Linked DNA regions of Homo sapiens: region 2 is linked to region 1. A link is a loop called in an ENCODE intact Hi-C map of the cell type or tissue named here. Cell type or tissue: B cell. All regions are shown on one strand. Links, peaks and the distances in the headings refer to the core of each region. The heading gives the core; the rest is flanking DNA.

Region 1 (10,398 bases), core at 835-8,834:
AATCTGATTGTGGTTATCAACTTCCCTAACTTTTGTCTATTTAACTTTTGAAAACATAGCATACTATGTTATATCACATAACATAAAAGGTGACATCACGTTTTGTATGCAAAAGCTAGATTTTCCCACAAATAATTTGAGCCTTGTATTGTGCCAATCACTTCAAGCCAAAAGTTAAGTTTGCACAGAATGGCTGTATCCATCTACAGAGCAGTATTTGTTCAACTGTTTGTTGAATATTTGGGGCATTTTCCTATTATTTATTTTAAAAGAGGAAAATGATAAAATGCACCTGAAGCAGCTAGTGATAAGAAATGAAGATATCGCAGTAGTCATGCATTTGAGAAGAGACAAAGATGGAAATGATCACACAGAACAGAAGTGACCAATTGGGTGCTCACTGGAATCTAGGTAGGCCAATGTTCAGATTTAGTTATAAAAGAATGAAAAGCAAAAAGCTATAGGCATGGGGAAATATATCATCAAGAACTGTGACGACTCATACGTGGTAGCTGAGAAAGTGGATCTCAAGGAGGTAGAGAGTAGAATGATAGATACCAGAGGCTGGAAGGGTGTAGGGGGCGTCTGAGGGGATTGGTGAGTGGATACAGACATACAGTTCGATAGAAGGAATAGTTCTAATGTTCCATAGCAGAGTAGGGGGACTTTGGTTAACAATACTGCACTGTATATTCCAAAATAGCTAGAAGAGAGGACTTGAGGTGTTCCCAACACAGAAAAGACAAATATTCGAAGTAATGATACTTGATCATTACACATTCTATGCGAGTAAACATCACATATACCCCATAAATAGGTAGAAGCATTATGTATCAATAAAAAAAGGTAACTAAAAGACCAGGGATAATCAGACATTGTGTGTGTGTGTGTGTGTGTGTGTGTGTGTGTGTGTGTGTGTGTAATTTAATGTACCTATTTTTATTTATTTACTTATTTATTTTTTGAGTTGGAGTCTTGCTCTGTTGCCCAGGCTGGAGTGCAGTGGCGTGATCTCGGCTCACTGGAACCACCACCTCCTGGATTAAAGCAATTCTCCTGCCTCAGCCTCCTGAGTAGATGAGATTACAGGCACCTGCCACCAAGCCCAGCTAATTTTTTGTATTTTTAGTGAGACAGGGTTTCATCATGTTGGCCAGGCTGGTCTCTAACTCCTGACCTCGTGATCCGCCTGCCTTGGCCCCCCAAAGTGCTGGGATTACAGGCGTGAGCCACCGCACCTGGCCTTAATGCACCTATTTATAAATATATAAATATACTTTTTATTTTAAAATTATAATTAAAAATATAAATATACTTTTAAACCTCTCTGGGCTGGGAGCATGTAAGTGTACTGTTCCATTTTGCACAGGGGTGCATGTTTTGGGGACTATGCCATGTATGAAGGTAGACGGTTGTCTGGATTCATATTCTAAAGATATAATATGTCTATGCCTACGGGGGTGGGGGGTGACGGTGGGGTCGGTCAGCAGGGTGACCATGGATAAGAGACTTAGAGAAGCCCACCACCTTCCAAGTCAGCAGCCCCTCCACAGGACCACTGGGAAAGCAGAGTCCTGGCTACATGCCGTGACCATGGGCTGTGGCAGGGATGTCCTTACAGTGGAGGTGAGGGTTCCAGACCAGCTATCACAGCCTGATGGTACCAGCTGTCAACATAACCCCGTTCCCTCCTCCTGCTCTGATCCCATCCATCCAAGCGATCTTCTGATTACAGTTTGCCTTTCTAAGTATTTTTGCCCTAAAGGGGAAAGACGATGCTACTTAGCCAACATGAGCCCACTGGATAATTATACATTTTATTATGAATCAATAATACTGGCATTCTGTCTCTGTTGAGGGATTCTGTTCCAACAAAAGCATCCACACTTGGTGTGTTGACAAACCAGCTGAAGTCTAGATGCTGGGCTGTGGGGCATCCATCCAGGTGAATGCCACTTGTTGGGGGCCCTGCTTCCATGGCCACCTGCCCTTCCCCACATCTGACCACATCCTAACAAACATCTGCAACTGAAGGGAGGACATGTAGGGGTCCCCCAATCCTCCTTTCTTCCTTTCTCCCTGCTCAGATTTCTACAAACATGGATCCTAGTCCGCATTCCCTCCCTGTTTCTTTTTGGTTTTTGATCTGACCAATAAGCCACCAGTGAACAACTGTGTACCGTGCCGACAGAGAGACCATTCCGGCCTCAAATGTCATTGCTGTGAGAAGCCAGTTAGCAATGGGCACCCCTGGAATTCGTGGGAGCAAAGTTAACCCAATGCTGCACTTCACCAACCTCAGGGTAAAACGCAACTCATGGAAACCTCAAAGCTGAAACAGGACTTAGATAAACTAAAGGCATCGTCCACAAGTTGCCTATCATTTGACTTCTTAAAAGCAGCACTCACTTGGTGAAACCCTGTTACTACTAAAAATACAAAAAATTAGCCGGGCCTGGTGGCGTGCGCTTGTAATCCCAGCTACTCAGGAGGCTGAGGCAGGAGAATCGCTTGAACCTGGAAGGCAGAGGTTGCAGTGAGCCAAGGTGGCGCCATTGCACTCCAGCTTGGGCAACAAGAGCAAAACTCCATCCCAAAAAAAAAAGGGAGGCACCCACTTAACAGAAACTCTAAGGAGATCTGAAATAGGTACCATGCCTCCGGGAATGTCAAAACCATCTTTTCCATGGAGAAGTATATATTTTTTACATGCTCATGCCTCCCTCCTTTCACAGAGGGTGGGCTCTGAGGCTCTCCCAGGTATGGAACTGACAATGAAGCTGGCTGCTGCTAAGCTCAGTACCCTCCCCTTCGCTGCTTTACTTTTCTCATCAGTACAGGGGTGTGTGTGTAGGCGGGGGAGATAATAGAGTCTAATTCTCTGAGCCTGATAATCCTACAGCTGAATCTTCCCCTCCGTTATGGACTGAATGTTAGTCTCCCCTACCCCTAAATACACACGAAACCCTAACCCCCAGTATGATGGTATTAGGAGATGGAGCCTTTGGGAGACGATCAGGTTAGATGATGTCAAACAAATGGGGCCCCCAGGATGCGATTAGTGTCCCTATAAGAAGAGACGCCAGAGCCCTCTTTTTGTCCACCATGTGAGAACACAGTGAGAAGGAGGCCGTCTGCAAACCAGGAAGAGAGCCCTCACCAGGAAGTGAATCAGCCACCACCTTGCTCTGGAACTTCCACCCTCCAGAACTGTGAGAAATACACATCCACATTGAAGCTGCCCAGTCTACAGCGTTCTGTTGTAGCAATTCCAGCTAAGACACCCTTCTTCACCCTGTGTGCCCCTCCATGGCGCTGCTGCAGGCTGGCTTGGTATTATAGTTATGTGTGCGCCTGTCCTAGCTGTGAGTACTCTAGACACAGGGCTGCATCCTGACATTCCTGAACCTGCAACACTGACCCCAGCAGTGTGACGCTTCCAAAAACATCAGCTCCTATTGTCCCTGGAGAGCTTCAGTTGAAGGAGAGCGGAGCTTCCCTTAGGGTGGCCCTCAAGCTTCTTGGTGAAGTTCTTAAAAGCATCTTCCACATCTGCTATGTCCTTTGTACCTGATAAAATGCACAAATCAGCAAATAAACCTACTCTGCCCCTCAAAAGCATCAATCAACAAAGCTAACAGAGGAACAGCTGATACATTTGCCGATCACATTTTCCACTGAAAAACTTAGGAGAAACCTGATCTGTTGGTAGGGCACACAGAAAATCTGAAATTACGTCTGAGAAAAACATTTTACCTTTATGGGAGGTATACATCTAAATAGAAATATAAGGACAGAATTTTATTTTGGACCAAGTTATTTTTCATGGCATATTGAAAAACGAACGTTTGATCATCACTGCTGTCAATGTTGCCTTCATTCTAGACTAGCACTGGTGTTTCTGTAAAAACAGGGTGTAGACAGAGTAGATATTTAGATCTGCTAGAAAGGACAGAGACCAAAGTGGTGTGAGGACTCCGGCTCCGGGCCAGAGCGTCCTTCCCTGCCTCATATTAACAGGGAACGCAATGACATTCACCTCTTCTTATGAGAATGCAGAATATTTTACCTGGCACTGCTCTCTCTGAAAAGAGCAGCAAGCAGTACCAAGAAGCAGCAAATACCCTGGCAGATGATTTTAGGATCTCCATACTCTGACAAAGAAAAATATAAATGAACATAAAATGTAAAACATTCTGAAACTCCAAAAGGCAGGAATGAAGGGAATACGTGAGAGCTCTTCCAACGATGCATTCTCATGCATATTTATCTACAAGACAGCCTGCTGAGTTCATTACTGTCTATCACAGAGGGACTGAATTTCCTTTGCCTTTAAATGCCTGTCCCCTAAAGCAAGGTTCAGTTTCTCGCTCTGTGTTTTCCCCCTTAGCCTGCAGGTGGCGCCCCCGTTCCAGTCCCCTATGACCACTGCTGAAAATGGCTAGATCTTGGATTCCTCAGAAACAAGTTCTTGCCACATCACCTTATGCGACTGAAACAGGCGGTTTTCTCTTTTGCTTTTAGCCAGAACCCAACTGTTCCTGGAATCACAGGGCCAGAAGACTTGATTAAGCTGAAATTAATACCAAGAAATAGAAGGGGAGAAAAAGAGGACAGACTTTCATGACTGGGAGCTCTATCCAACAACAGGCTTATGTGGGAGGTGGATTTTGACTGCATGATGAAATACACAAGCAATACATTCAAAACCTTAATCCACCCAGCAAAGATCCATGGTATATAGTCTGAACAAGTTGATGAAAACTCCAATAGTGATTGATCAAATGTCAAAGGCAACAGACATTTGGATAACTTTTTATATACCCTGGTGTACACTCGGAGGTACATATCGCCGGTGGGGTTGTGTTCAGCCTGGATGTCTTTGTTTATATACCAGAGGTTCTGCTGTGTGATTAGTTATTTGTTCTTAGTGGAATACAGTGTAGGTCTTTACACACTCCCCCTCTTGCCTGGGTCCTGACTCCTAAGGTTGCATTTTCACTGGGAAAGGTTGGATCGCATTCTGGGCAGCAGCAGGTGGCTGAATCCAAGCTTGCTGGTGGCAAATTATCCTGGCCCCCATCCCACAACTTGCAGGACCTGAGCCCGAAAGAAGTCTGTACACCTGGTCTCTCAAGCCACTGTCAAGAGGGCTAAAAACTTTGACGTACAAAAGACTGTATCGAAGGCATTTGTTTCTTCTCTGTCTTTGTCACTAATCTGTGGGCTCTTTATTTTTCATGTTCATATTTTCCATAGCTCATGTCATTTCTAGCATATAATAGATGCTCAATAAACATGTACGGAATGAATGACAGGGTACAGCCAAATTACCGAAAGTTATCAAGACACTGTCCAGAAATACTCTGGTGGCAGTAGTGTGTTACTTACAACGTAAATCAATGTCATTACGTCGGGATCCAGCTGTTGTGCCCATTTACAGAAATATACTTTAGGTTCTAAGTGGGAAAATTAAAGAAGAAGTTAAGTGTCTGTGAAGCTGATAGTTACAAACGGTAACACTTAATTTTCTTCTGAAAGATGATATACTGCTCTAAGCATTTATATAGTATTTCATTTAATCCTCATGACAATCTCTGAGGTAAATACAACTATGATCACATTTTAGAGGAAACTGAGGCACAGAAAAGTTAAGAAGTTTGCTCAAAGTCACACGGTAACTTGAAGAGTCAGGATGCAAACCTATGCAGTCTGACTCCAGAGCTGGGGAAACAAAAACAAGAAACTGCAGGCATCGACTCTGCGTCCTTCAATTCCCTTCCTACTGGCTTTTTATCAAAGGTAATCTTTCCTTAGACATTTCCCAACTGCTAAATATGCCTACAATCCACCAGCTACCACATAATAAAAAAGTTAAACAAAGTAACAAAACTCAGCAGAAATACTTTGAAGCTGATTAAATCATAAATTTGAATGTTTTCCCGAGGCAGTAAGTAAATAGATATTTTCATGGATGTTGCTACAGAGAGGAAACTGAATCACTCCATAATCCTACAGCTATACAAGATATCGGGTGACAGATTAAAACACACAGGCCCTCCTCTCCACCTCTATGTACCTAGAGCACTAAGTTTCCTTTTCTTGTGAAAAAGCTTCTTGCTGTTTCTGAGTTTGCAGACTCTTAGCTTTGGGCTGTCTCAATACTAGATATTTTTATTCCCCTAAGATTTCAGAATGCATTCAGTTCTTTGTATCTGTCATATTTTCATTTTCCCTCCTTAGACTCTGCATTGCAAAGTCCTTTCCATTTGCGAGTTTGTTTCAACAATGGCAAAGAGGTGGGGACAGCTGGTGCCTTCTGCAGCCACTGTCTCCCTTTACCAAGAAAAAAAAAAAAATCCTCCAACCACGGCCTTAGCACTCCTCACATTTTCTCAGCCAAGAATTTTCTCAGCTACAATGTATTCCATCTTTACAAGCCCACAAGGCCTTTTTGTTTTTTTCTAATTTTCCATTTATATAACTGTGGAGGCTCCAAGCTCCAAGTCGGCTTTCCCAGAGCCTCCACAAAGAGGTTCTCACCCGCCCCCCACATAGGTGACTCACCCAGGAGGAAGGTCTGACAAGGAGGAAAGATGTCTGAGGCTTGGACCTGGGTAGCCACCTTCTGCCAAAAGATCTGTGCCCCCCACTCCCATGCCACAGTTCAGGCCCCAGGGCATGGGTGCCTGCTCCCTTGGCTGAGACTCGAACTGGGATGCCGTTAAGAGATGCAACTCCGGGTCGGGCGTGGTGGCTCACTGACTTCAAGTGATCCTCCTGCCTCGGCCTCTCAAAGTGCTGGGATTACAGATATGAGCCACCACGCCTGGCCTAATGGGATCATTGAAAACAAGCCCCACTACATCAAACAAGTCATCCATATTTAATAACCAATAATATCGTAGATTAGGAAGATCCTATTACCAAAGAGTCCCTAACAACCTCAAAATGAATAGAAGAAAACAGCCCACCTGTCCAAAAGGCCATGATGCTTATACTGTCTTGGGAGTTAATATCTGTAATTCAAGGAAACTGGCACTTTTAAAGAGGATAGGGACATGCAAATTATATTACAGGCAAAGCGTCAACTCTTTTGCTGAGGCCGTCTGAAGCTTTATAGAAACAAGTGCAAAAGTATATTATGGAGCTTAATGAAAAAATAAATTGTGTTTACGTGATCTTAATCACAGTTTTATTATTCTATATTGAGATCCAGCTGGGATCAGGGATTGGGTGGCAAGAAGGGAAGGGGGAGTGCACAGCATATGCGTTACTCTTCCTCTGCTTCTGTGCCCATCAGATGGAGTTACGGCGCTTCCTTCTTCTCCTTCCCTCCCTCCCATCACCACCCAAACTCCATCTCTTTCATAAACAGCATGTAAACGTATCAGTCGCCACTGGGACTTTAAGAACGTCTCCCAGGCATAAGCTGGGAGTGCACTGTCATTGCAGGATACTAGCCCCACAGCACAGGTGGCAGAGTGCAAGAGGTGCATACGTGGAACCTCTGGGGGGACTATTAAGGCCCTCACTAAAACCACTGTGTGTGCAGCACTAAATAAAATGTATTGTGTTGTAGAAATGTATTCTGACCTTTAGAGAGCGAAGGTTAAACTAAATACAATGGGGGCTCTAGCCGTGGCAATGACAATGCTGCCTCGGTCACTCTTAGGCAAAGTCTATCATAGGATTCCACGTAGGGTTACAGGTCGGGCAGAGGGGGGATCCCATTTACTGAGTATCTCCTATGGCCTGCACTCTGTGCTAAGCATATTTAAATCCTTATAAATCCTCCCAACAGAAGGCCTTGGAGGGAGCATGTTTATGGCTAATTTCACAGCTATGAACGTAGGCTCTGAGAGGGTCTTGCCAAACATAATAAACTTCAAAGGCAGGTATGCGAGGCCCCCTGGTGTTCTTGCTATGCCATGCTTCCTCAAAACATTTACTTGTCCTCCTCATACTCAAAGAATCCAAGAGAGATTAGAGACAAGAAACTATCATGTTGAATAAATTGGCCTCTGCCCTCTAAGTTCTGGAATTCCCCAGAGCTGAGCAAGCCTTCCCTTCCCTAGCTCTCTATTTTCTGACTGTGCTCATTCTGCGTCTGCTCTATAACAAGCTCCAGCAGACATTTCCTGTCCTTCCTCCGCAGGCTTTGGCCACCTGCCTTGCTGCCAATGTTTTATTTGACCCTCTACCTCTCCTCTCCTTTTTAATAAACACTTTAAATTCTTGTTGGGAAGAGGATATGGGATGCCAAATTGGATTACTAAGTGAGAACTCAAAATCAAAATGACACAGATCACATTTTACCCCAGTCAACACAAATAGAACAACAAAAACTTAACATATTCAAAACAAAAACACATGATTATAATACTACTTCTGATATGCCAAGCTTACAGTGAAACCTTAATTAGTCAGGCCTCCACTAACTGGCACGCTGAATAACTGGAATTAATTTTTTCTGAATTCTGTTTTTAAGCAAAAGAAGCAAGAGACAGCTAAAGTACATCCACTGCTGGCTGAAAGGAGCAAATTCCAGGCTATGTCCTGGGGCTGGGATCTGTCCACCTCTCCTTCCGTAACTCCTATCTCTCTCCAGCTGGAAAACTCTTTTATGTGCCTGTTAAGTTGTATTTTAAATATCTTTGTGATGGGTAATGTCTTCCCAAACCGCACAGTTTGTCCGTCTTCCTTTAAAATCCCAGATACCTTCATATGTATCTCCCTCTATTCTAGCACGTCCCACCCTAAATGGCCATCATGCTGATATATCTGTTTCCTCCTATGGACCAAGGGCCGAGTTATCACCTACTTCTGTGTTCCAAGAGCACAGCACAAAGCAGATGCTCAAAGGTTGCTTGTTTCAAAGAATAACTGAGGGAATGAATGGAAAACAGAGATCTTTTCTACATTCTTTTTTTTTTTTTTTGGAGACAGGGTCTTACTCTGTTGCCCAAGCTGGAGTGCAGTGGCACAATCTTGGCTCCCTATAATCTCTGCCTCCCAGACTCAAGTTGTTTACAACAAAAACACATGATTATAATCCTCCCACCTCAGCCTCCCAGGTAGCTGGGACTACAGGTGTACCCACCATGCTCAGCTAAGGGTTTGAAAAATTTTTTATAGAGATGAGGTCTCACTATATTGCCCAGGCTGGTCTTGAACTCCTGGGCTCAAGAGATCTTCCTGCCTTGACCTCTCAAAGTGCTGGGATTGCAGGTGTGAGCCACCACACCCAGCCCTTTCCACATTCTATCTCCATCTACACTGCTGTGCTGTGGTACTGAATTTCAGAAGGACGACACGGTAGCCCCCTTAGCCTCAGTTTCAGTTACCTGCCGTCAACTGCGGTCTGAAAATATTAAATGGAAAATTCCACATATAAACAATTAATACAGTTAATAAACAATTTTAAATTGCGAGCCATTCCAAGTAGCTATGAAATCCTGTGCCATCCTACTCTGTCTCACCCAGGATATGAATCATCCCTCTGTCCAGCCCATCCATCCAAACGTTGTCTACACTACCTGCCAGTTAGTCACTTAGAAGCCATCTCAGTTATTGGATTAAAAAACCTTAGTGTACACCTACTATCTGCCATTTCTACATCCACTGGGGTCTTGGGACACACCCCCCTCAGATAAAGCAGGACTACTGCACTGTAATTATCTAAATGGATAAGGATTAAATGAATTCAGTATAACTCAGTGCTAAATAGGGATGCTAAGTTATTATAATACATCCCATGAAGATGTTCAAGTACTGCCTGGCATCATGAAACCAATGGTTAACAGTGAGCATCACTTTTAGTTAAGGTAGCTGTTTAATAAAAGCATTCTTGTCCCTAGACACTCCAGCGACGTGAGATATTGCTCCTCTTAGACTAGCACGAACCATCCATCATACTTCAATGATACTGACAGAAAGCATGTCTCAGCCCTTGGCAAGAAGGCCGAACAATGGAATTCTGGCCCAAGTCCTTGTTAGGGGCAATGTCCTTTGTTTCTGGTTGCATTTACCTTGAGTAGGATTGTCTACATGGAGCCATACTCACAATCGAGGACCAGGCTGGTCTCCCTGAACCAGCATACTTTATACGAACACACCGTTCATGGAAGTGAAATAAGAGGTGCATAAAACAAGATGTTTATTATTGTTATGATGCATGGTACACTATTATTCTATTCTTTTCTTTTCTTTTCTTTTTTTTGAGCTGGAGTCTCGCTTTGTCACCTAGGCTGGAGTGCAGTGGTACAACCTCGGCTCACTGCAACCTCTGACCCCCGGGTTCAAGTGATTCTCCTCCCTCAGCCTCCTGAGTAGCTGGGATTACAGGAGTTCACCATCACGCCCAGCTAATTTTTGTATTTTTAGTAGAGACGAGGT
Region 2 (10,398 bases), core at 1,650-9,649, 390 kb after region 1:
GAGTCAGTCAGCACCCCAGCTTCTATGGCTTAAGGTAAATCACCTTACCATTTCTAAATCACTCCTTGGTTAAAAAAAAAAAAAAAAATGTACCAGTGGCAATGTTTGCTAGAGCATTTATTAAAATAATTTTGGTCAAAGGAAATACCAAAGTTTATCATTAAGATTCCACAGTGACTCTGAATTCCATTTTGAACATCCTTCTTTGATCTCCTTTGGAAATAGCCTGAGTTTTTCCCTTGGGAGGCAAAGGAATCAATTTTTGTTAATCTTGTTTATACTATAGAGGATGCCAAATTTCAAGCACCGAAAGATACTTCTGAAATGGGCCTGAACACAGTGTCAAGGTTTGACAATAGACACATTTCACCATTTTCACTGACGTCAGCTGACAAAGAAGCTGGCATTATCTCTAATAGCCCAAAACTGGAAACAGCCCAAGTGCCCAAACAGTCAAGACTGTTTCCATAAAGAAATGGAATATCAGCCTTTCACTGAAGATAAAGATCCTGTTCAAAATCATATCAAGGGGCCGAACGCGGTGGTTCTCGCCTGTAACCCCAGCACTTTGGGAGGCCTAGGCAGGCGGATCACCTGAGGTCAGGAGTTCAAGACCAGCCTGGCCAACATGGCAAAACCTCGTCTCTACTAAAATATACAAAAATTAGCCGGGTGTGGTGGCACATGCCTGTAATTCCAGCTAATCAGGAGGCAGAGGCGGGAGAATTGCTTGAACCTGGGAGGTGGAGGTTGCAGTGAGCCGAAATTGTGCAACTGCATTCCAACCTGGGTGGCAGAGCAAGACTCTGTCTCAAAAAAAAAATCATATCAAGTAAAAAATTAAAATGAAGTAAGAATGATTGTATTAATCTAACAACCAGGTTTAGAAACTAACAAAGGGAAACAGGATCTTCTGCACAGTAGATGCTGATATGAAGATTTGATCTTGATCCCCAAGAGTGCAGTTTTCTGATATGGTTTTATCTTTAAATACATGTTGGGATTTTTTTGTTTTGTTTTTTGTTTTTGGGGTTTTTTTTTTTTTTAGCTGTATCTGCCAAGCCTTGGGGCATCACCATTCTGGAACCACCTTAGTCCAAGTTCAAAGCTTGGTTTAAAAAAAAAAGTTTCAGCCGTGCACAGTGGCTCACGCCTGTAATCCCAGCACTTTGGGAGGCCAAGGTGGGCGGATCACGAGGTCAGGAGATGGAGACCATCCTGGCTAACACGGTGAAACCCCACCTCTACTAAAAATACAAAAAACAGCCGGGCTTGGTGGTGGGCGCCTGTAGTCCCAGCTACTCAGGAGACTGAGGCAGGAGAATGGCGTGAACCCGGGAGACCGAGCTTGCAGAGAACCGAGATAGCACCACTGCACTCCAGCCTGGGTGACAGTGCAAACTCTGTCTCAAAAAAAAAAAGTTTCAGACCGGGCACAGTGACTCATACCTGTAATCCCAGCACTTTGGGAGGCCAAGATGGGTGGATCACCTGAGGTCAGGAGTTTGAGACCAGCCTGGGCAACATGGCGAAGCCCCATCTCTACTAAAATATAAAAAATCAGCTGGGTGTGGTGACGCTCACCTGTAATCCCAGCTGCTCAGGAGGCTGAGGCAGGAGAATCACTTGGAGCAGGGAGGTGGAGGTTGCAGTGAGCTGAGATGGCACCAGTGCACTCCAGCCTGGGGACAGAGTGAGTCTCAAAAAAAAAAAAAATGTTTCAGAGACAAAATCTTGCTGTCACCCAGGCTGGAGTGTAGTGGTGCCATCACAGCTCACTGTAGCCTTGAACTCCTGGGCTCAAGGGATCCACCTGCCTCAGCCTTCTGAGTAGCTGGGGCTACTGGTGCATGCCACCATGCCCAGTTAATTTTTTTAAAATTATTTTTGTAGAGATGGGGGTCTCACTATGTTGCCCAGGCTTGTCTCAGACTCCTGGCCTCAAGTGATCCTACAACAGCCTCCCAGAATGCTTGGAATACAGGCATGAGCGCCTGTACCCAGCCTACATACATGTATCCTGGGTAAGTACTTGATTATCTTTACAAAGTAACCCTTCCTATAGTCCATGTTGATTGAGCATCTACTATGTATCAGGCATTGTTGGGGAAATACCAGTGAAGTGACATTCTTTTGGAGTTGACATTCTAGTGTGGGACATAAACAATAAACAAACCTGTGAGTACACCCCTTTACAAAAAACAATGTTCACTTTTAAATTGCACAGCCACACAGTCAAGTAGGTAGGGTTTACTGTGTGCATCAGATAGATGAGGAAACAAACTTGGCTGACATCAGCCAGCTGGAAGTGATAGACACACCTAGGATTTGAACCTAGGTCACCTGGTACTTTTCCCTTTGCCAATAGCAGGTTAAGTAATTTAGATCAACCCTCCTACGAAAGACAACTTAAAAGCTGGCTGAAAGATTTGTTTAGTTTTCTTAAGAGCATCAAAATGATAATAAGGTAGCGAAGAAACATCTGCCAAAATCAAGGCCAGGACAAACCCAGAAGTGGTTTGCCCAGCCCACAGAGCTTTTATTCTAAGGCATTTGTCAATCTGGAAAAAAAGAAAAAAAAAAAAAACAGCTTTGAAAATGAGCTATTCTTTCCATAGTCTCACAGGCTTTGAACACAATTCAGAGCCCAGGACCTGCCAAGGCTGGGGATCCAGATACACCACTCCCCATGTCAAGCAAGCTCCTCAGGGTTGGGGAGAAGGGCAAGTATGCAGCCCTCAGGCTCACAGTCAAGTTCAGATCGTCTGGGCGGTCCGGGAGTCTCAAACTTTGAACTTGGATTAAGGTGGTTCCAGACTGGTGGTGCCTCAAGGCCTGGCAGACACAGCTAAAAACCTCTCTGGAAGACTCCACCATTATTCATATATATATATTCATACATATGCAGTGGCCGATACCACCTAAGAGAATTCAGGCACTCAGGAAAGCAGGACATCACAGCCCAGCGTGGTAGCTCAAGCCTGTAATCCCAGCACTTTGGGAGGCTGAGGCAGGTGGATCACTTGAGGCCAGGAGTTCGAGACCACCCTGGCCAACATGGCGAAACCCCGTCTCTACTAAAAATACAAAATTAGCTGGGTGTGGTGGCACGCACCTGTAATCCCAACTACTCAGGAGGCTGAGGTAGGAGGATTGCTTGAGCCAGGGAGGTGGAGGTTGCAGTGAGCAGAGATCACACTACTGTACTCCAGCCTGGATGACAGAGCAAGATTCCGTCACAAAAAAAAAAAAGAGAGAAAAAAGAAAACAAGGCATTAAGAGCTAGGATGGCAGGAACAGCCAAGAGTGCAAACGAACTCGCAGAGACTTTAGAAATGAGAATTCTCAGACACAGGCCATAAAACAACTCTGTTTACCGCCTTCAGAAACATAAAAGCTACTCTTGACAATTATAGCAACAGGAAACTATAGAAAATGACATAAAAGATCTTTTAAATGGCCAACTAGAAATTCTCAAACTGAAAAATACAGTCATTGAAGTTAAAAAGCCAACGGCTGACTTCATAGCAGATCATCTCGGCTGAAGTGAGAATTAGTGAACCAGAAGACAGGTCAGAAAAAACTATACAGAATTCAGCTTGAAAAGAAAAAAAACAAAGGAAAATATGAAAAGGAGAGTGTGTTAAAAAGATCTAACATACATTTAATTGACATACAGAAAGAAAGAAGAATGAGATACTGGAGCAAAGCCAATGTTTGGAGAAATAATAGCCAGGAATTCTCCAGAGCTGACGGCAGACATCAACTCACAGTTTTTAAGAGCCCAGCAAATCCCAAGCAACATAAATTTGTAAAAGTCCACACTTAGGTACGATGCAAAAAACTGAAGACAGGCCGGGGGCCGTGGCTCATGACTGTAATCCCAGCACTTTGGGTGTCCAAGCAGGGCGGATCACAAGGTCAGGAGATCAAGACCATACTGGCCAATATGGTGAAACCCCGTCTCTACTGAAAATACAAAAATTAGCCAGGCGTGGTGGCACATACCTGTAGTCCCAACTACTTGGGAGGCTGAGGCAGGAGAATCGCTTGAACCCGGGAGGCAGAGGTTGTGGTGAGCCAAGATCATGCCACTGCACTCCAGCCTGGTGACAGAGCAAAACTCCATCTCAAAAAAAGTAAATAAAGTAAAAAACAAAAAAAAAAAACAGTCCAAGATACTTAATCCAAACTATATCATCATTCTTCATTAGAATCTAGAACATTTCTTTTTTTTTTTTTTTTTTTTTTTGAGACAGAGTGTTGCTCTGTCACCAGGCTGGAGTACAGTGGCACAATCTCAGCTCACTGCAACCTCTGCCTCCTGGGTTCCAGCGATTCTCCTGCCTCAGCCTCCCAAGTAGCTAGCTGGGATTACAGGTACATGCCACCTTACCTGGCCAATGTTTTTCTTTCTTTCTTTTTTTTGAGATGGAGTTTTGCTCTTTTTGCCCAGGCTGGAGTGCAATGGCGCAATCTCGGCTCACTGCATCCTACTCCTCCCGGGTTCAAGCGATTCTCCTGCCTCAGCCTCCCGAGTAGCTGAGATTACAGGGATGCGCCACCATGCCCAGCTAATTTTGTATTTTTTTAGTAGAGATGGGGTTTTTCCATGTTGGTCAGATTGGTCTTGAACTCCTGACCTCAGGTGATCCACCCACCTTGGCCTCCCAAAGTGCTGGGATTGCAGGTGTGAGCCACTGCGCCCGGCCGACATTTAGTTTTTACACTGTTCATTATGGGTGCTCCAAATCGCAGGGACTATGTTTCACTCATCACATGTGCCTAGCATGGGAACGAGGGCCTGGATTATAATCGGAATTCATACATTATTTTGTGAGTGAATGAATTAGAAGACAAAGCAAGGCAATTCTACCAGGCACACACCAGAAATACTGACTTACTGGGAAGGTTTCAGACAGACAGAATGACAGTCTAACTCCCTGGGGAGAAATGCTTCATCTTCCTTCTTTTATTGTCTCCCATTATACATTATCTACTGCAGTTTCTTTCTTTCTTATTTTTCTTTTTTAGAGTCTGGGTCTCACACTATCGCCCAGGCTGGAGTGCAGTGGCATGATCACAGCTCACTGCAGCCTCAACCTCCTGAGATCAAAGGATCCTCCCACTTCAGCCTGCCAATTAGCTGGGTCTATAGGCACCCACCACCATGCCTGGCTAACTTCTGTATTTTTTTTAAGAGATGGGGTCTAGCTATATTGCCCAGGCTGGACTTGAACTCCTAGGCTCAAGTAATCCTCCTGCTTCAGCCTCCTAAGTAGCCAGGACTACAAGTGTGTGCCACCATGCCCAACCTGCAGCTTTTTCTGCAACTACATAGATTTTTTGGCCAGGCGCACTGGCTCACACCTATAATCCCAGAACACTGGGAGGCTGAGGCAGGCGGATCACTTGAGGTCAGGAGTTCGAGACCAGCCTGGCCAACATGGTGAAACCCAGTCTCTACTAAAAAATACAAAAATTAGCTGGGCAAGAAGGTGGGAGCCTGTAGTCCCAGCTACTTGGGAGGCTGAGGCAGGAGAATCGCTTGAATCCGAGAGGTGGAGGTTGCGGTGAGCTGAGATATTGCCACTGCACTCCAGCCTGGATGCAAGGGTGAGAGTCAGTCTCAAAAAAATAAATAAATTGGCCGGGCACAGTGGCTCACACCTGTAATCCCAGCACTTCGAGAGGAGGCCAAGGTGGGCGGATCATGAGGTCAGGAGATAGAGACCATCCTGGCTAACATGGTGAAACCCCATCTCTACTAAAAATACCAAAAAAAAAAAAAAAAAAATTAGCTGGGCGTGGTGGTGTGCGCCTGTAATCCCAGCTACTAAGGAGGCTGAGGCAGGAGAATTGCTTGAACCTGGGAGGCAGAGGTTGCAGTGAGCTGAGATTGTGCCACTGCACTCCAGCTGGGGCAATAGAGCGAGACTCCGTCTATAAATAAATAAATAAATAGCCCCCTTTGTGGGGGGGGGGGGGTTCTGATAGGCCCTTTCCAGAAGCAGTCCATGCATGGGGGGGCAGGAAGGGGGATGCTCTCTTAAATGTTCTGCAATTGCGCCCCCCCCAGTCAGAAGCAGAAGTGGAGTTTATACAACAGATCCCTAGGCTCTGGCCTTATGCAAAGCACGCTTCACCACCACCGCAGATCCTGCTAGTTACTTAGAAGCCAAGCAGCAGGCTGGGCATCAGGGCTCACGCCTGGAATCCCAGCACTGTGGGAGGCCGAGGCGGTCGGATCATTTGAGTTCAGGAGTTGGAGACCAGCCTGGCCAACATGGTGAAACCCCGTCTCTACTAAAAATACAAAAATTAGCCAGGCGTGGTGGTGTGCACCTGTAATCCCAGCTACTTGGGAGGCTGAGGCAGGAGAATTGCTTGAACCCAGGAGGTTGCAGTGAGCCGAGATTGGGCCACTGCATTCCAGCCTGGGCGACAGAGTGAGACTCTGTCTCAAAAAAAAAAAAAACCATGCGGCAGGCCCTGAAACCTCTCTATGGCAAAGCAGCTCCCACGGCATGCTAATTAGCAATGGAAACACAGCCACTCAAAGCAGCTTTATGGCCGATCTGAGCTGACAACGGAAGGACGCCCACAGGCTGTCACTCGAAATCCCTTGTTCTTATCAGCCTCGTCTTTCTCCCCAATATCCTTGACAGTTGCGTTCTGCCCCAAATACCAGCCTGTGGCCCCATCTGATGTCCCCTGTCATCCCGGGAGCTTTAGAAGAAGCATCATGCTCTATACATGAAATGACACACAGAAGTCACTCCTTTAATTGGGGGCCCTTTGCAGTTTCTGAGGAGTGTTCACAAGGTAGAAAGCCTGCAGTTATGAAAGCCTGGGTGTGTGGCCTCAAGTGGATTTGGGAGCTAGAGGGAAGTGACTTCCTCTCCGTCTGAGCAGTTATATAAATCTCCCCTGAACTCATTGGCTGCAGCCCTCCGGAGGAGCACGACACAGTTACCCACCTACATGATTAATCAGTGCCCGGGAAGAACAACAGCCACCCCACTTTGTCTTCACATGTTCAAGTGACTTTGCTGCCACATCACTGTCAGTGGACCACGTGCTTTGGTTGGCTTTGCCGACTGTGGAAATGAATTTACACCAATTTGTCCACCCGCACCCTCAGTCGGCTTTCTGTCCTTGTGACTAGTGGCTGACATTTAGAGGATGTCTGGCTGTTGGCTGCAGCCACAGAAAAGATCAAAGCTCCCTGGCAGAGACCTATCCAAACATGTTCTAACGGGCAGAGGACACAGGGCAGGTAGACCCTGCCATGGAGCCAAATGACAGAATTTGGCAATTCTGTAATTCCTCTGAACTCAAATAACCAGAAGTCACAGATTGGCAGTCCACGAGTTCACTCCCTGCTATATATACACACAACTTGTTTGGCCACAGTGGTTTTTTGTTTTAAGTTACCGACTTTTTTTTTTTTTTTTTTGAGACAGAGTCTCACTCTGTCACCCAGGTTGGGGTGCAGTGGCACAATCTCAGCTCACTGCAACCTCCACCTCCTGGGTTCAAGTGATTCCCCTGCCTCAGCCTCCCAAGTAACTGGGATTGCAGGCACGTGCCACCATGCCCAGCTAATTTTTGTATTTGTAGTAAAGATGGGGTTTCACTATGTTGCCCAGGCTGGTCTTGAACTCCAGACCTCAAATGATCCACATGCCTCAGTCTCCCAAAGTGCTGGGATTACAGTGTGAGCCACCGTGCCTGGCTGTAAGTTACCAACATTTAAAATGTCAGAGATTTCATACAAAAATCTGGACTCCTCCTGCTCTGGAAAAACCAAAAGCCCTAGAAACACTTCTGATTAGCTGTCATCACTTGAGGCCAAATGATCCAACTTAACTTAGGCCAGGGCATGTTGGGTACCAGAGTTCCACCAAGGGCAAAGATAGGTTTTATCGGGCCTGAAGCTTATATTAGTTGGAGTGACTTCTCTAAGTAAAATAAATTGAAATTATAAATACAGAATTGCTAGGGTCCCTCCAGAGGCCTGAGCAAGTAAGGGCTCAGGAAGCTTAAATATCATGTACTTCCACCTCTGGTCCCACCCACAGCTACTGTTTCACACCCGCCCAGTTTGCTACATGTCTGGCCATGCAGGTATCTGAGTCTGTGACCTCTTGCCTATACCTTGTGGCCACCCACACCTGTCACCATTCTTAGGTCCTGGCCCTGATGTTCAGTATAAACACAGCTGGCCCCAGCTCTGTAAGGAAGGCCTCACTCTTCCTCAAACTCCATAACTAAAATGAAAGATTATTTCATTTTATTATTTTTTTTAATTTTTTTTTTTTTAAGACAGAGTCTTGCTCTGTCTTCCAGGCTGGAGTGCAGTGGTGCAATCTCAGCTCACTGCAACTGCCATCTCCCAGGTTCAAGCAATTCTCCTGCCTCAGCCTCCCAAGTAGCTGGGACTACAGGCGCATGCCACCACGCCCAGCTAATTTTTGTATTTTTAGTGGAGACGGGGTTTCACCATGTTGGTCCAGCTGGTCGTGAACTCCTGACCTCAAGTGAACCGCCTGCCTCGGCCTCCCAAAGTGCTGGGATTACAGACGTAAGCCACCATGCCCGGCCGATTTCATTTATTTTAAAAGGTAATAAAAAGAAGTCTTTATCCTTTACAACTCCTTCCCTTGCTAGGTTAAAAGGACAAAAGAGTCCAAGCATCTGTGTAGAGTTCATATACCAGGTGACTCTTTTCGAGCACAGAGGTGTGTGAAAAGCAACAAAAGAAGGAGGGAGGATAATAAACATCTCCTAGGTCTACAGCTGAATTTCTGTTCAATCTGGGATGCTCACAGGCTCACTGAGATTACGCAAGGTCTGGTCCATTGGTCTCTAAATGGCTTTGTTTGGGGAGGGTGAGGGGAAACATGCAAAGAAAAAAAACAGTTTCCTAAACGCATAGAGGACCATGTTGCCACAAGTAGCTTAGAAATGGGCTAATCTGGTCAGGTGCAGTGGCTCACATCTGTAATTCCAGCACTTTGGGAGGCCAAGGTGGGTGGATCACGAGGTCAGGAATTCAAGACCATCCTGGCCAACATGGTGAAACCCCGTCTCTACTAAAAATACAAAAAAATTAGACGGGCATGGTGGCGGGCGCTTGTAATCCCAGCTATTCGGGAGGCTGAGGCAGAGAATTGCTTGAACCCGGGAGGCGGAGGTTGCAGTGAGCCAAGATCACGCCATTGCACTCCAGACTGGGCGACAGAGCGAGACTCCATCTCAAAAAAAAAGGATAATCTGCAGTATTTATTGAGCACCTGCAGTGTACTAACACTACTCTTATATATAAGCATCACACTAGACAAGGTGCTTGCAATCCAGTTGCAGAAACAGATGCCTTCAGAGAAAGTTAGATAACAGAGAATTATTTAATATAACAAAGGCTTGTAGGAATTCAGAGGCTTGACTGGGAAGATGTTCTCAGAGTAGAGAGGACTTGATTTGAACCCCTGGGGACCTGGATGGACAGGGAGAAGGACTGAGAAAATTCCAGATGGAAAGAACAGCACATGCAAAGGAGCAGAGGGGCAGGGCATGGTGGTTCCTGCCTGTAATCCCAGCACTTTGGGAGGCTGAGGCAGGCGGGTCACCTGAGGTCAGGAGTTTGAGACCAGCCTGCCCAAAATGGCGAAACCTCATCTCTCCTAAAAATACAAAAATTAGCCAGGCGTGGTTGTGCACACCTGTAATCCCAGCTACTTGGGAGGCTGAGGCAGGAGAATCACTCGAACTGGGGAGGTATAGGTGGCAGTGAGCCCAGCCCGGGCGAAAAGAGCAAGACTCCATCTCAAAAACAAAAACAAAAAAGGAGCAGAGGAGACTCAGAAGTGTTTAGGGAATCGGGAGGAGGCCAGCCTGTTATGGTAAATAACAGGAACGGGAAAGTAACCAGGGACCTGATCTCCAAGGAGCTTCAATTTTAGATGAAGGACTTTGCATTGTCTAGAATTATCTAGATAACAGGCTTTTGGATTGATTGATAATGGGCTTAGAGTCTGTATTAGAGAACAATAAATATAATAAAATTGCACTTAGGCAGTGCTTTTCAGTTTAGTGAAAATAAACGTTGCTACCTCTTCCTATTTGATTGTTATTTATGCTCTGCATTATACAATCCACGCTTATGGTAGAAATCTGGGCTAGGTGCAGTGGCTTATGCCTGTAATCCCAACAATTTGGGAGGCCAAGGCAGGAGGATCACTTGAGTCCAGGAATTCAAGACCAGTCTGGGCAACATAGTGAGATCCTGTCTCTATCAATATCAATATATAAAATATATATATTTTTAAATTAGTCAGATGTGGTGGCACACACCTGTACTCTCAACATCTTGAGATGAGAGAATTGCTTGAGCCC

The links. Peaks named below come from ENCODE experiments on the same cell type or tissue, not always from the same donor. Only the 100,000 strongest peaks of a DNase experiment are listed, where the experiment ranks them.
Region 2: a loop joins it to region 1, with 23 times the contacts of the local background. A loop is called at or near these places in 6 of 110 quality-filtered maps.

Annotation. Positions count from the first base shown.
Region 1 is chr10:12,705,285-12,715,682 of GRCh38, reverse strand. The region is part of intron 3 of CAMK1D (calcium/calmodulin dependent protein kinase ID); the gene reads right to left. Among named protein-coding and RNA genes, the nearest start is that of MIR548Q, 15 kb to the left of the region's middle. In B cell, for the core only: CTCF peaks have their summits at 4,193, 4,392 (motif pointing right), 7,697 and 7,905; DNase peaks (open chromatin) are centred at 4,402 and 7,922; H3K27ac peaks cover 2,047 bases.
Region 2 is chr10:12,319,555-12,329,952 of GRCh38, reverse strand. It overlaps the pseudogene RN7SL198P. Among named protein-coding and RNA genes, the nearest start is that of CAMK1D, 25 kb to the left of the region's middle. RefSeq lists enhancers at 5,929-6,429, 6,430-6,930. In B cell, for the core only: no CTCF peak of the experiment used is centred there; a DNase peak (open chromatin) is centred at 6,102.